Linked DNA regions of Homo sapiens: region 2 is linked to region 1. The links are chromatin contacts, found by Hi-C or POLR2A ChIA-PET in ENCODE. All regions are on one chromosome and are shown on one strand. Each heading gives the region's core, a stretch centred on a gene start or an enhancer-like site at or near the end of the contact. The rest is flanking DNA. Distances are from core to core; before and after follow the strand shown. Region 1 holds the start of LARP1B (La ribonucleoprotein 1B). Region 2 has its middle 24 kb from the start of PLK4.

Evidence for each region. Hi-C counts contacts between places; a loop is a spot of excess contacts on that map. ChIA-PET counts read pairs that join two places held with the same protein, here RNA polymerase II (POLR2A). Pooled maps may share reads with other maps.
Region 2: a pooled map shows a loop between it and region 1 (3-fold over the local background). The contact joins the enhancer-like site here to the promoter of LARP1B in region 1. A Hi-C loop is called at or near these places in 2 of 50 pooled maps. POLR2A ChIA-PET finds 5 or more read pairs at or near these places in 4 of 52 experiments (OCI-LY7, WTC11, activated T-cell and 1 more).

The regions. Positions count from the first base shown.
Region 1 is chr4:128,059,770-128,063,176 of GRCh38, forward strand. LARP1B (La ribonucleoprotein 1B) reads left to right here and starts at 1,543. Exons shown (of 20, transcript NM_018078.4): 1 at 1,543-1,632. RefSeq lists enhancers at 908-1,766, 1,767-2,625 and a silencer at 950-2,449.
Region 2 is chr4:127,855,110-127,858,516 of GRCh38, forward strand. No RefSeq gene overlaps it. Among named protein-coding and RNA genes, the nearest start is that of PLK4, 24 kb to the right of the region's middle. Within about 2 kb of position 1,727, at least 3 of the 41 ENCODE cell types and tissues checked have a DNase peak (open chromatin) inside an H3K27ac peak, as active enhancers do.

The sequences.
Region 1 (3,407 bases), core at 293-2,792:
AAATACAAAAATTAGCCGGGTGGTAGTGGCGCGCCTGTAATCCCAGCTACTCAGGAAGCTAAGGCAGGAGCATCTCTTGAGCCTGGGAGGCAGAGGTTGCAGTTAGCCGAGATCACGCCACTGTACTCCAGCCTGGGCAATAGAGTGAGACTCTGTCTCAAACCACCACCACCACCACCATCACCACCACCAATAAAAAATACAAAGCGCCACTAATAACAGAGCTAGTAAAGATGGATGGGAATATAGGTGGAAGTACAATCCCCTTTTAATTGCAACAAGGTTCGCCAGGTTGCTTAGGGTTGGGCAAACTGGAGATCACTGACACGGAAAACAAGAAAACCCTTATTGTTTATAGCTGTTATGTATGAATAGGTTATTAGCCTTAGGAAAATTATTTGTGCCGAATACGGCTTTTGAGTAAGCAAAAAATATTAACGTCAAGTTGAATGTAATTGAAGCGACTTATTGGGCGTGGGGTGGGGGGTGGGGGTTGAAAGCCCAAACATAAGGCGAGCACAGATAATTTATTTAACAAGGCTATGGGGTTGGTGGGGGGCTCGGAAAAAAATCAGCGGCGGAACCTGCTCTCAGCCACCTTGCACCAGGACACAAACACTGACTCAAAAATGAAACGAGTATCATCTCTAAGTGAATGTGAGTGCCAAGTAGAAAGCTCGTATCCGATTTATTATCAAAACGTCTTTGTACCATTTTAACATCCATTCCAGGAAGAAAAAACCTATTGGGAATATGGTTAATTTGTAATTAAGTGCTATTTACCCAAATTAAAGAAACAGGTAACAAAAAATTTTAAAAGCCGGCGAAATACTATTTAATTTACTCAGGAACGCTTTAGAACTCTTTTAGTTGGTGGGTGGGAATGCGGGCGGGGAAGCGCACTAAGCCGAACGCTGGGGCAAAGGTTTCCTAAACAGTTACCGAGAGGTAACTCCCCCTTCATCTGGGACGTGGCTCAAGATTACAGGTGATCGCGGTGCCCCGAGGCGCCAGGAGGCAACTTTCACCTGGGGGAGGCGCCGGGCGCCAGCGGGCCAAGCGGCCGGGCCGCGGAGCCCACTTCACTTGGGAGCTGCCCCAGGCCGGGGGTCGACACCGCGTCCCCTCCCTTAGCCTAGCTGCGACCCAGCTTTAGGGCCTAAGGGCAAATCGAGCGCTCGGTCCTCCCAGCGCCATGTGCGCGGCCCGCCCAGGCCCTTGGCCGCCGTCGCCGCGGGGGCAGGCCGCGAGCCAGCCGCGAGCCACAGAGGCCTGGTGCGCGCTCCGCCCCTGAGCCTGCAGTCGGGGCGGCCTCAGCCAGTGAGCCGGGAGTCGTCCCCTTCGTCCTCCCTCGCACTCGGAGGGCAGCTGGGGCGGGGCAGACCCTCGGGCCGGGCGGCACCCGGGCGGGCGAATCCGTCAGCTCCCGCGGGAGGCCCGGCGAGAGAAGGACCCGGTGAGTAGCCACGTCACGCTCCTCAGGGAGGCCCCGCCCCGTGCTCTCGGGCCGCCCCTCTTCGCCGTCTCCACGCCTCCGCGGGCAGTTACCAGCTTTGGCTGCTCGCGCCTCCCCAACTCGGGTAAAGCTCCTCGGCCTCGGCGTGCTGCGCCTCCGCGGCTGCCCTGCGCCAGGTGAGGGCTCGCGGCTCCCGGCTGCGGCTCCCGGCGCGTGGTGGCGGGCTCGGGGCGTGCGTCGCGGAGAGGACGGGGCCGGCGGGCGGTTGGCGCTCCGTTCGGTGCGGGGAGGGGCGTCACGCCGGGCGCTGCGCGGCCTCGGCGGGCGGCGGCAGCGGCGGCCACGGCCGCCGGGCTCTCGGGTTGTCTGTCCCCAGTTGGAGCCGGCCGGTGTCCCGGCGGAGAGACGGGCAGTCGGGTTCCCTGGCCTCGGGGCCACCCCGGCTGGGGCGGCTGGGGCAGAGGGACGATGTCTACTCGCGCCCCGATGCCCGCCGCCCATTCTCGGGAGGATCCGCCCGCGGTGACTGCTGAGAGGGAGTCGCTGTTGGCCGCGGCGAACCGGCCGGCCGAGCAGCCGCCCCCGCCCGAATGTGAGGGCAAAGAGGCGGCGAGGGAGGAGAGGGCCGCGGCCGCCACTAGCGCTGGGGCGCGGGGAGAGCCGTCGCCGGCGCTGGTGCTGGGACGCAGCGTGCCCCAGGCGGCTGTCCCCGTGAGGCCCCTGGCGCTGCACCTGGCGCACAAGGCGCGTGGGCCCGGGGGCCCTTTCGGCGGGGAGCCGCCACCGCCACCGCCGCCGCCGTCGCCGTTGCCGCCGTTGCTGCGGGATCCGCCGGCCGAGGACGCCCGGGAAGAGGTGGCAGCTGGCCCTGCGGAAAAGCGGCAGCCGCCGCTGCTGCCGCCTAAGGGAAATCCCTGGACCAAAAAGCCTCCCCAGCACCTGTCCCCAGACACGACAGGTCCGCCACCGCCCCCGCTGGAAACCCTGGAGGCAGGTCTGTGGTTGCTCTGCGTTGGGCACTGGCAGGGTGCGGGCAGGGGCGACTTGCGGGACTTGCCGGCGCGTGGCGGCGGTAGCGGGCACCAGGCCCGGGTAACGGCAGGCCTCCCCTCCCTGTCAGTCGGAGGTAATTTGTTCCAAGGTGTCATTCACTCTGCCTATTTACAGACATGGGCATCTGGGAAGGGAGCGGCAGGAAGAGGTGGGACCTCAGGTTCTCCTTGCCTGATGGGGGCACGGAGGTGGTAGCTTGGCGGCGCATCCCTGCTGGCGCGGTTGCGATTGTGTTTTGTCCCCAGTGTTAGTGACTTGGGAAAGTAGCTAACTTTAGATACTGCAGTGCTTCGTATGGGAAAGTTTTGGTAGACTTTTTTTTTTTTTTTTTTACATAAAAGGATTGAAGCAAGTCAGAGCAAGGGGATTTATTCGTAAGTGGAAGCGCGATTGTAGTCTTTTGTGAAATAAGATGAAAAAAGGTTTTCAAAACACTGCTGAGCAGTCATATTAAAAATGAGACTTTAAATGTGGTTTTTAAAGTGCTTTATGGGGGGAGGGGGGAGGGATAGCATTAGGAGATATACCTAATGTTAAATGACGAGTTGATGGGTGCAGCACACCAACATGGCTGCACATGTATACATGTGTAACCTGCACGTTGTGCACATGTACCCTAAAACTTTAAGTATAATTAAAAAAAATAAAGTGCTTTAAGTTATAAGTGTGCTGGAAAATAATTGAAATAGGATAGTTGACATGCGAGCGTGGATTGCACGTTAGGTAAATGGTTTTCTAACATTGTCAGCTCTCCTTCCCTTTAGAGGAGATAAGATTATGCCACTATATTTGAATGCTGACCAATGCTGTATGGCCGTCGGTGCTTTATTTTGATTGTAGTAACTGCAACTTAAGAAAGTAAAAATGGGCCGGCGCGGTGGCTCACGCCTGTAATCCC
Region 2 (3,407 bases), core at 477-2,976, 200 kb before region 1:
TATGAGAGTAAATCTAAATGAATATTAAACATATTAGTTATTGATCACAATATGAGAACTATAATTCATGACAACAAATAATGTTCTAAAAAGTACCTAACCAAAACCAGTTCCTATACTCTGGTTTCTCTTCAGATCACATAAATCTTTCGCCTTTTACCAAAACCAGATCCTGAGTTGAAAAGCACATTTTATCTCAGATGGTTGTCTTCCTTGGCAGCAACAAAAATAAAATGCTACTAAACTAGTTTGAGACAGTTGCCATATATGTTTACATACTTACAGACATATATCCACACATAGACATATATCCACACAGGTGTGTGTATACTTGTATATATACACAAGCCTGTTAAAATTTAATTCCATATGTATCACAGTTATAATGCTATCTCCCACTATAGATGCTTTTTTAAAAAATCATGTTCTTGAATTTCTAATACTTTTGTGTATTTAACCACTATAGTTTTTGGTTCAAAGTATTACCGAATCAAACCTGGGCCTGCCTATGCAGCACTGCAAAGCCAAACTCTGACATCAGGGCTGCAGTGAGAGAAAGTGAGGCATTTGGCCAGGCACAGTAGCTCACGCCTGTAATCCCAGCACTTTGGGAGGCTGAGGCAGGCAGATCACCTGAAGTCACGAGTTTGAGACAAGTGTGTCCAACATGGCGAAACCCCATCTCTACTAAAACTACAAAAATTAGCCAGGCATGGTGGTGCACACCTATGATCCCAGTTACTTGGGAGGCTGAGGCAGAAGAATTGCTTGAACCCTGGAGGCAAAGTTTGCATTGAGCCGAGATCGCGCCACAGCACTCCAGCCTGGGCGACAGAGAGAGACTCCGTCTCAAAAAAAAAAGAAAGAAAGAAAGTGAGGCATTTATTTGCAGGGCACCAAGCAAAGAGAATTAGGTAGCTCATGCTAAGACCTGAATTCCCCAACGGCTTACAAGTAAGGGTTTTTAAAGGTAGAGAGACAGAGGTGATGGGCAAAGTCATAAATCCATATGTGGAGGTTATACATTGGTTTGACCTAAAGAGGCTGAATATCTTAAAATGGGGTCTTACAGATCTTAGGTAAATTCAAAGATTTTCTGATTTGTAAATGGTTAAGAAAGAGAAGCTTTGTTTAAAAATTTCAGGTCAGCAGAAAAGAATTAGCACTGCCTCATGGGTGTGACTTCCTCCAAGCCCCTCAAGAAGAATTTTAGAACAAGGAAGGGTAGTCAGAGTTCAGTCCTCTGTTTCCCCCTTATCTGAGGTCTATGTATGTGCCAGTGCATCCATTTGGCAGGGGTACAGGTTTCTGAAAAGTAATTCAGGGACACATGTTAAGATTTTATCTTTAGTTTCTATATGGAACAAAATATCTTATGACTCTAACTACCTTGATATCATTTTTAAGCTACTATAACCTTGCTTTTGAAGTTGCTCATTTACTGCTCAGAGTTCACTAGGTATCTGGAATTTCCCTTGAAGGAACTCAAGATTTTCCTTTATTTTCATGCTTTCAAGGTAGGGGAGTTATAAGCCACTAAGAGGGGTCCCTGCTCTGTCTCAAAGGGATTTATAAGATCTTTTTAATCAGTTGTGACTTCTATCATTATGTAACATCCTTTTTTATGCTTGTTATTCCTTTTAACTTTAAATTCCTCCTTACTTGGTAATGAGGAGTCTGGTTCCAGGCCAAATTCCTGTGTGTGACACTTCAAGTCCAACCACAAGTTTTGCTTAGGAGGCCTCATGGGGGAAAACTGCCCTACCCACATCAGATTTGATGCACAGTCAATGCACTGTAGTCTCTGGACAGCTGCAGACAAGTACTCAGCTCCCAACCCCTGCCTAGGGCCATCATTGCTTATACATTCAGCAGGCTTAATCCAGGTGCCTCCACTCAGAGACCTCCTTAAAAGGTGGGTGCCTCCACGGAGATGTCCTTGTAAGGGGCCCCTGACTAAGACACTTTTCCCCTTTGACCCAGTACTTTTCCACTGCTAGCCCTTCCCTTTTCCTCCCTGTAGACCTAGCGTAGGTCCATAAATGGCAGAAGCCTTTTGTTCAGTGCTTTTCAGCAGTGAGGCATTCTCTACCCACCCACCTGCCTTGCCTGTCATCGGACTGGCCCTCACCCAATGCCATTGCATGGAGTGAAATGAAACACTGAGGAGCTGGCACTTTTTCTTTGTCTGTTGCCTGAACTATCGTAGCAAGTGAATAAAGTTTTGAAGGCTACTTTCAGTTTGGATCACTGTCCTCATTAACCACCTTGACATCAGACAGCTTGACAGATAATCATTCTTCCACTTCCTCTTTATTAATTTTCACTGGCCTAGTATTTTAAGTAATTTCTTTTATAAAGCATTAATATCCACATTCCAGGAAAAAAATCCTCATAAAGGGGGAAGAACAAAAGAGGCCTATTCACCATGCAAATGAAAACAAACAAACAACAACAAGAAAACATTCCTAGAACCTTCACACAGTAACTGTGACACATGTGCTTTGCCCAGAACTTAGTGTCAAGGCTACCTGTATCTGCAAAGTAAGCTCAAAAATTTAGTTTCTCACCTTGTATGTTACTTTTCCTCAAAAAATTGGGATTCTGTTAAAAAGGAAGGAATGATGTATATGGAATGGAATCAAACTGACAATAATTAGGACATACAGGAAAACCACTATTCAAAGAACACCCAGAAAATGCATTGCAAAAAGATCATTATCTAGGCACATAGTCATCAAGTTGTCTAAAGTCAAGATGAAGGAAAGAATCTTAAGATCCGTGGGAAAATAGCATCAGGTAACTTATAAAGGAAAACTTATCAGATTAACAGCAGATTAATCAGCAGAAACCCAAAAGCTAGAAGGGACTGGGGTTCCTATCTTTTAGCCTCCTTATACAAAACAATTAGCAGCCAATAATTTTGTATCCAGCAAAACTAGGCTTCATAAGTGAAGGAAAAATAAAGTATTTTCCAGACAAATAAATGCTGAGAGAATTTGCCACTACCAAACCAGCCCTACAAGAACTGCTAAAAAGAGCTCTAAATTTTGACACAAATCCCCAAAATATACCAAAATAGAATCTCTTTAAAGCATAAATCTCACAGAACCTACAAAACAACAACACAATGAAAAAAAAAAAGATATATAGGCAACAACTAGCACAATGAATACAATAGTACCTCACATCTCAACACTAACATTGAATGTAAATGGCCTAAATGCTCTACTTAATAGATACAAAATTGCAGAATGGGTAAGAATTCACCAACCAAGTATCTGCTCCCTTCAAGAGATTCACCTAATACATAAGGACTCACATAAACTTTAGTTAAAGGAGTGGAAAAAGATATTCTATGCAAATGGACATCACAAGTGAGCAGGAATAGCTACTCTTATATTAGA